2 separate regions of the Mus musculus genome follow, and region 2 is linked to region 1. Evidence: chromatin contacts called from ENCODE Hi-C or POLR2A ChIA-PET data. All regions are on one chromosome and are shown on one strand. Each heading gives the region's core, a stretch centred on a gene start or an enhancer-like site at or near the end of the contact. The rest is flanking DNA. Distances are from core to core; before and after follow the strand shown.

What was found. A loop is a pair of places that touch in the nucleus more often than their neighbours do. ChIA-PET counts read pairs that join two places held with the same protein, here RNA polymerase II (POLR2A).
Region 2: POLR2A ChIA-PET joins it to region 1 with 10 read pairs in Patski. The contact joins the promoter of A930007I19Rik here to the enhancer-like site in region 1. A Hi-C loop is called at or near these places in 1 of 37 maps with a recorded cell type or tissue (T-helper 17 cell). POLR2A ChIA-PET finds 5 or more read pairs at or near these places in 1 of 5 experiments (Patski).

Annotation. Positions count from the first base shown.
Region 1 is chr19:29,467,105-29,471,500 of GRCm38, reverse strand. It overlaps Pdcd1lg2 (programmed cell death 1 ligand 2), which reads right to left. Exons shown (of 6, transcript NM_021396.2): 6 at 1-985. Among named protein-coding and RNA genes, the nearest start is that of A930007I19Rik, 53 kb to the left of the region's middle. Within about 2 kb of position 2,370, at least 2 of the 3 ENCODE cell types and tissues checked have a DNase peak (open chromatin) inside an H3K27ac peak, as active enhancers do.
Region 2 is chr19:29,520,183-29,524,160 of GRCm38, reverse strand. A930007I19Rik (RIKEN cDNA A930007I19 gene) reads left to right here and starts at 2,174. Exons shown (of 4, transcript NR_015567.3): 1 at 2,174-2,271; 2 at 3,192-3,313. It overlaps Ric1 (RAB6A GEF complex partner 1), which reads right to left and starts at 1,879. Exons shown (of 26, transcript NM_001081319.1): 1 at 1,495-1,879. The coding sequence starts at 1,638.

The DNA.
Region 1 (4,396 bases), core at 1,121-3,620:
TCACTGAGCTCCATGGCTGCAGTTTAAGTTAGCACCTTTATGTATTCTGAGCAACCCTGCCCCCAAACACTAACCTGAAAGGACTTCCAGAACGCCCACCCTCAAGTGCCCTAACAATGACATCACCACATTACAGTTATAGAAACAAAGCAACAGGAATGCTCAATGTAAAATCACGCAGAAAGCTAGGGAAGAAGGCTTAGCTTGGGGGACAGGCTATTCCAGCTTCCCATCTGAAATGGCTGAAGAAACAATTCACTGGCATGATGATTTTTTTTCTTAAGGAGATACCACTGAGAAACACTACCACTACCACCAAAACAACCAAACCCCACACCGTTTTGTTTTAAAAGATGTAGTTGAAAGAAGAGACACAAGAAACAGTGATATCACAGGTTACAACAATTACCTTGTGACTCACACTTTAAAAACAGAAAAGTAGAAACAAATACCACAGTGGGGGTACTTAACGTGTTGCTTAAATGCTTCCAGTTAATTAGAACTTCAGAGGCTGCCAGGATTCTAGGATGCTGTAAAACACATCAGTTATGACTTTGTTTATGAAAAACCCTGTCTGAAGCTTCCAAGTCCCCGGAGGAAATGAGGGCTATAAATAACTCTATTGACAATCTATTTTAGTAACTGGGAATTTCCATGTCTCCCTGCGGAAAGCAGGAGGTGGGGGTGGGGCGGAGAGCAATTCCTTTTGTTCTCACCCTGAAAGTCATTAGGAGCCTTAGGCCCTCACTGGGGTCCAGGATCCCAGGGGTAAGTCTAAAGTGCCATTGGGGTCTTGCTGTTCAGAGAGTCTTGAGACAGAGGGAAGATTGTCAGTCTTACAAGCTCCTCTTCGGAGCCCTGGGTCACCGTCCAAAGGGTTCAAAAGTGCAAATGGCAGGTCCTGCAAGATTCTCACTTTGAGTCCAGAAGTCTCTTGAGGGTTTCCCATCAGATCCTTCCAACTCCCAAGACCGCAGGTCCAGATCTGGGAAGAAGAGACCACAAACAGGAAAAATAAATAAATCATTGACTAGAACATACATATAACCTCTCAAAGTAGACTGGAGAGAGAAACCACCTTTAAAAAAAATAGTAATCTATGTATCGGGACCAGCAGGGTTCAAAGCCTTTCATGATACACCCTCCCATTTCCCCACTCTAAGTTTCTCTCCAGCACTACTTTAGGACCCCTACCCAACACCCACCCTATGGACCCCAGACAGCTATACTATAATGAAACACTTCATAGGGTGTCAGATGCCCTGGAGCAGGAGTTACAGGCAGCAGTGAGAGAGACAATGGGAACTGAACTTAGGTCCTCTGCAAGAGCTGCAAACCCTCTTAACCACAGAGCTCTCTCCAGGCCCTTTACTTCTGTTTTTAAAGGCTTTGGCAGTTCCAACAAGCTGGCCTACTCTATGCTCTCAGCCAAGTGCATGGCCAAGATGGCTGCTCCCTCATCTCTTGGTTCATTTGTCATATCTACTTGGATAGGCTACAGGGCCCACAATCTTATCAAATGCTAGTCTTGATGTTGCCATGCGCTTTACAGTTATAATTAATGTGTTGTATCAGCTAAATTCTACATAGCTTATATGCCAATATAGCTTCCTTCTAATCAGGTGAGACCTTGAGAACAAATTCCTAGAGATGAAGAAACCCTGCCTGGAGAATGTGATATGGAAACTCTGCCTCTGTTTCGACCTGCTGGCCTACTGCACAAAGGTCAGCCTCACTCTCCCCACAGTCATGGGCACTGACCCTTTAAAATGAATCTACCTGTCTCTTTCCCTCTGCTGCTTTCCCCTCCCCCACTCCAGGCTCTGTTTCTCTGGAGAGACCCTGGCCCCAGGACAACAGGTACCAGGTTTCCCAGCTATCTCATTTCTCTGCCAGTTACTTCACTGTCAGAATGTCAGATAAGGAGGCCTGAGACATTTCTGATTATATGGTTAAATGTCTGTTACAAAATACTCATGATCAAAAAAAAAAAAAAAAAAAAGTAAATAAAAGAAAAATAATTAAAAAACAAAAAACCAAAATACTCATGATCATGTTGACTCAACAAAGACGTTCTAATACCGCAGAGCACGTGGGCATGCGAGAGGATGAGACATTCAGGAGATTATGTGTTCTTGGTGTTCTCAAATATGTCTCTACCCTAAATGATCCATGCCTCGGGCCTCGCTGTTAGCGGTTTGTTTACTTCTAGCCATGAAGCTATAAATAGGTCCCCAGTGTGTGAGTTGGCTAATCTGGTAATTTTTTATCTAGCATTTAATAACTAGCAGACATTCCATAAACACCTCCATGTCTGTCTTCTTGCCAGTGGAGAGTTAGAGTTGAGCTGGCAGGTTGCCCAAGCCCTGTCTGGTCACCTCAGGCCTCCTCCCCTCCTTTCATCACATGCTTGCTTGCTGGAGACCAGAGTTTGTCACCTCTGCTCTCAGGCCCCTCCCACGTCTTCCCTGTCCTGAGTACTTGAAGGAGTCCCACTGAAGAAAGACACTGAGCCTATCGGACCTACACAAGCAGGTGCCTCCGGGTCAAGGATATCATTTTATAGGAATTGGGATTTTCGTTTCTGAAGAAATGGGTATTTTAATCAGGCTCGCCAAGGCGGATGAGAAAATTTGCTGGGTCAAGAAAATCTAATTGCTGATTCAGAGCTCAGTTGTAATCAGACCTCAGTGTGGAACTTCCCGAGTTTGTCCCATGGCTCTGTACCCAGGCTGTGGGCCTACAGTAATTGCTTTCAGATCAATTGCTGGTAGGCGTGGGAAAAAGTCTGAGAGCCCATGTTCATTCTTTTCCATCGAATTTTGTACTGAGGATTGCTATCTCTTACGGATGAGACAAAGGCTTCCTGGGGTTGTTTTTGATGTGTTTATAAAAAGATAAGGAGAGGGGGGATATGTTCTATGGAGATGTAGTCAGGTATGGGGGAAAGCAGTGCCTCTGAGGGCCCATGCTGAGGCATCCCTTCCCCCTGAGGGACCAGCCACAGGACAGTATAGTATAAAATAGAGTTTATTTGGGGCATGGTCAGGGGAGTTAAGAGGGTAGTAGAGGCTGGGCGTGGTGGCGCACACTTTTAATCCCAGCACATGGGAGGCAGAGGCAGGCAGATTTCTGAGTTCGAGGCCAACCTGGTCTACAAAGTGAGTTCCAGGACAGCCAAGGGTATACAGAGAAACCCTGTCTCAAAAAACAAAACAAAAATAAAACAAAACAAAAAACAAAAAAAAAAGAGGGTAGTAGAGTCAGAGAAAGGCAGAGAGAGAGAGAGAGAGAGAGAGAGAGAGAGAGAGAGAGAGAGAGGAGGCTGGTCATGAGCATGTGGAGGGAGAGGGGGAGGGGGGAGAAGTGACAAGAGGACAGAGCAAGATCAAGAGAGTAAGAGTAAGAGAGGAGCAACAGAGAGAGGAGAGGGCAAGAAGCCCCTTTTATAGTGGATCAGGCCTACCTAGCTGTTGCCAGGTAACTGTGGAGAGGAGCTTAGACAGAACACTAACAGTTTTCATAACTGGTGGGTTTGGAATTGTGGTGCTATACACAGCAGCTTGAACATGCCAAGCTTCTGACACAGAGGTATTTCAAAGTCTTCTGATTGCTCTATATCATTTTGGTCAACTCAAGTGCCACATCACATGAGTGCTAAACCATAAAAGAAGGGGATCTTACCAAGAAAGGTAAACATTCCATTTGTCCCACATAACTCACGTGTGGCCATTCCCCTGCAAGCTTTATACCAGGCAAGGAAAAAATGATCAGGGTGAGGCAAGAGGAAAACCTGGTTCAGGCTGATTTGATTGTAGCGGGTGATGAACCAGGATTTCTAGAGTCTGTCCCAGATCATTTTACTTTAGCCATATTTAAGCACAGCACAATTTAAAAAAAAAAAGTATTCAGAGAACAATGAACTCAGTCCCGAGTATATAATAATTTAAGCCATGCTTACACTGAGATTCTTTACAAAACACATCTGGCTTCTTTCACAGGAATAGGTACTGTTGACTCAGAGACAGTGCCCGAGATTTAGGGTCTAGGTAAGAATGGCCGAGGTAAACATAAGGCCTGTGGGTGTCAGCATTGGCCTGGCCCTAAGATAGCACAGGTGACATCCCACATGAGGATGGGTTTTGTGGTCTAAAAGTCATTACTCAAGGTTTGAAGGGGGAGGGTATTGTCTGGAAGAAATGAAGTCTGGGAGATACGAGCAGAGCCTGTCTCATCAGACAGCAAGGGATCGCCAGGTTATAAAACTCCATCATTCCTGGCGTTCCAGGAAGAGCATCTATCTGCACACCTCATTCCATCGAAGAGGCAAGCCGTGTGTTTACCTTTCCTGGCTTCTTCAGTGCTTATCTGTGTGCACAAGGCCTTTCTTCGCTCT
Region 2 (3,978 bases), core at 925-3,424, 53 kb before region 1:
AAAGTTGTTCAACTGCTCATAAATTGAAAACGGATCTCACTTAGGTACCAACTTACATTTACAACGCACATATTTAAAAATTCAATTCAGCACGGATCTGAGTATCACATTGCTGATGCTGTAATTGTTTAGTAACCTGCGGTTTTCATACCTTTCTGAAAATTAGGTCAGCCAAAACTTAGTGACAAATAGCCTAACTATGTAATAGTAAAAGAGAAACCAATTAAATTGCTTAAATTCTAGCATCGGTTTTACCACAGCTGTGTGTGCGGACAATCAAGGGCATTATCAGCACACCATGGTAATAAGCAGAGATCTAAAGGGTTTAACCAAACCAAAACCAGTGTTTCACATATCTAGCAAGGGCAAGGTCAACCAACCTCTAGTCTCTTTTCAAGACCACCACCACTCTGACATCAATTAGTACTGTCTCTCTGAATGCAGTGTGTGGGGGGGGATCTTAAAACTCAGAATTCTGTAATTTTTACAGATGTCCAGGAGCAACAAAAACCGGACGGGGGCTAGCCCATTCACCCCTTACTTTTTCAAGTTAATTCTCTTATCTACTCGGAACTCAAGGCACGGGAGGAAAAAAAAAAAAAAGCCAGGCTGAAAGCAAAGAATTCTGACCCCATGCTCTTTCTAAGCCTGGAAATAATAATTTCCAGGTGCGGCGCGGACAGACGTGAGCTCCCCGACTCTCCAACCATCCCAGCAGAGCTCTCCAGAGTCCAAGAGCAGCCAAGAAAAGGACTGGAGTCCGTGATGTGTGGGGGAGACCCGGAGCTAAAGTTACCAGATATCTACACTCAAACCCAACAAGTCTTTAAGTTTTCAGAAATCAATTACCACAGGACTGTAAATTCTGACACTTGGTAAAGACCAACAGGCTTTCCGGAACTCCACTAAACAACAACCTTTAAAGCAGGGGTGGGGGGTGGGGGAGCGGGGACGCCACAGCTGCCGGAGTGCTGGGGGACGCTCCAACAGATTGGCTCGGCGGCAATGGGGGCAGAGAGGCAGGCAAGTCTGGGCTCCGCCAGGGAGCTCCAGGCCTGGCGCGCGGCTGTGGGTGCCACGCGGGGACTGGGGTGCAGTGGAGACTGTCCGCGCGCGGCTCCAACTCGAGAGCGAGGGTCGCTCGGGGTAAGTCGGGACCGGCTGGGGTCGCTCGGGGGTAGTTAGTTGGGACGGGACCGCCGTCGCTCCCTCGGAGGGAGTCGGGACTGGCCGGGGTCGCTCGGGGGAAGTCGGGACCGGTCCGGGGTCGCTCGGCGGCAGTCGCGCCAGTTCCAGGGTCACTATAGGGAGGGTGATCAGGATGGTTCTGGGTTCGCCCGGGGTTAGTTGGGACCGGACGGTGGTCGTTCGGAGGGAGTCGGGACGGGGCCAGGGTCGCTCGGGGAGAATCGGGACTAGATCCGGGCCTCTCTGGGGAAGTCGGGACCGGACAGGGGCCGCTCGGGGGAAGTCGGGACGCCGGCGCCTACTTACTCGGCTGTACCAGATGCTGAGGCGGGCCGGGGCCAGCACGGCGAAGAACGCTCTCCGAGGGTCAGACTGGACGTGGAGCGGCGCCTCGGCCGGGCTCCGCGGCGCGCAGAGCAGCCTCTTGGGCCAGCCGCTCAGGAAATACATGGTCCGCGCGCGGCCCCGACAGCCCCCCGGCGGCCCCGGCCGTGTCTGTCACGCTCGGCGGCCCCGGGCCAGGCGCCCACCTCCCACACCGCCACCGGCCGAGTCGGCGGCGGCGACAGCGGCAACTCGGGGCATCTGCCCGGGGGCCGGGCCGGGCCGGGCCGACGCGATGCTGCGCGACGCAGTCTGGGACGCTGACCGGCCGAGGGTGGGGGAGGCGGGCGGCCAGTGGGCCCGCGGCGGGAGGAGCCGAGGCCGGCCCGCCCCGCTCGCCGCTCGCGTCAGCACGCCGCACGGCGCGGGGAGGCTCCGCCCGGCTCCCTCGGACCGCCCCGCGTCAGAACGCAGGCCGCGGGGCAGGACGTCGAGGGCTCGGGACGCCTTGCTGGCTGGCGACCTGGCGCGTGGAGCTGGGGACCGGGATGAGGCGACAGGCTCAGTCAGTGACAATCGGAGCGGCCGGGCCCACTTGCACGATCCCTGGATTGGCGCGACCTCCGGGGTTGAAGGGGGCGGGGCGAGCGGAGCGCGCGTCACGTGACTCCCGGGCTGCGCTTGGAGCTGGGTCTCTGCGACTCCAAGGCTTGGGGTTCGAGTCTGTACCCACAAATCCTTTGTGTGCTGCGGTTTAAAGTGAGAGCTGGTGATGTCCCTGGCCGTACAGAGCTTACATTCTAGGCAGGCTCTTTATTCAGTCACTAAAGTGCTTCAGTCTTGTCTGCCTGTTTAGTTATTAATGCTAGGCGAAGCCAGATGGGGTCTTTTGCAGCCCCAGTAAACTGTTCAGGAAAAGAAATGGACTTAGGTTTTGTGTTGATCCAGACTGGAGATACCGTATTGATGTTTTTAATTTGGGGGTTGGGAGGAATGAAGGGGTGCTCAACTTTTGGACCTGGAACCTTAAAAATAGCTGCAGCTTTTTGTAACTCTTTCAAAGTTTAAAAGTAACAACAAAGTAACAATCCGGATTTTAATAACAATGTAACTTTCCGTAATTGTTCTAACGCTTGCTTTTCGAAGACGTTGACTAAAGTCCCAGCTCACTAGCCTTTTGTTTCCAGAGGATCTCCTAGAATCTCTGTCCTGGTGTGTCCCACAGGCCAACACAGCATTCCTGGGATATTTTAAGCAGAGCAGACCTGAAAACTATTTTTCAGATTTTCATCTGTGTGGACGGAATCTTGATGATCCGAGTTACACCCGCTGGATAAATCAAGAGGTCCAGAGAGGTCTCTGCCTTGCCAATATAAAATCATAGAAGAACTTCGTTGTCTAGTACTTTTCAGACAGAGTTGTACACGTGGCAGAGGAAGTGAAAATGTGCTGCAATTCCATTGAGAATGTTTGCTCTACCTCTACTTCAGTGTGTTCATGTGCCTCACCAGTGTGTCTGCAATCATGGGCAGTGTAGATGTTTCTAAGTAATTTTTAATTGTTTTTTTTTTTGACCTCACTTACTGGTGAGCTTCTGGGTGGGATTCTCCTCCTGTGATCTTTTGTAGCAGCTAAGGTCTACAAAAAAATTAAGAGGATGCTTTGATTTAATTCCACAGAAAACCACAGATGATGGTGCTGGATCATCGCTAGTTAAAGTGCTGGATATGCCCAAGGTCACATGGCCTAAGAAAAACTGCTCTCCCTTCCAAGGACCCAGCAGTCTTTAGACCAGCTCAAGGTGAAGTGTGAGAGTGGCCTGAACATGGACAGGAGGAGGAGACCCTCTGGTCCTTTCTCACTTGGGAGTGATGGGTAAAATATCTCACTGTAAATCTCCCTAAGTGTTACCCACTGTGACTGAAACGTTATATAATATAGACCGACCTGAGGTTCAAAGATCATACTTTAACATTGTGAAATGTGCTAACAATTCCAGTGCTCAAATCTTCTGTCCCCCCGTACCCCCCCCCCATCACCACTTTCTCCCTCCATCACCACTCCAGCCAAACTCTCTGGATGACTTTGAACCTCACGTAAACTGGTAAAAGTAGGTACATATTTGGTTCTATCAGACTTAACTTTTTTATTACAAGAGTACTCTTGATCAGGGTGCATGGAAACAAGTACCTCTATAAACCATGTATTGGAGGATAAGTTGATACAATTTCTATAAAGACTAGTGCCATTATGTGGTCTATGCATGGAGAAAGAGACAGATATCCAGACCCTCCTATATTATTTTGTAAGGAGACACAGAGTTTTAGCCTTAAATCATACCTCATAAGCCAGGCATGATGGATACCTATTGTATTTGGCTATTCTTGGTAGCCGGCTTGACTACATCGGGAACCAAAGTGGCTAGGTACACATGTGAGGGATTTTGGTTTTGTTTATGAATTAAGT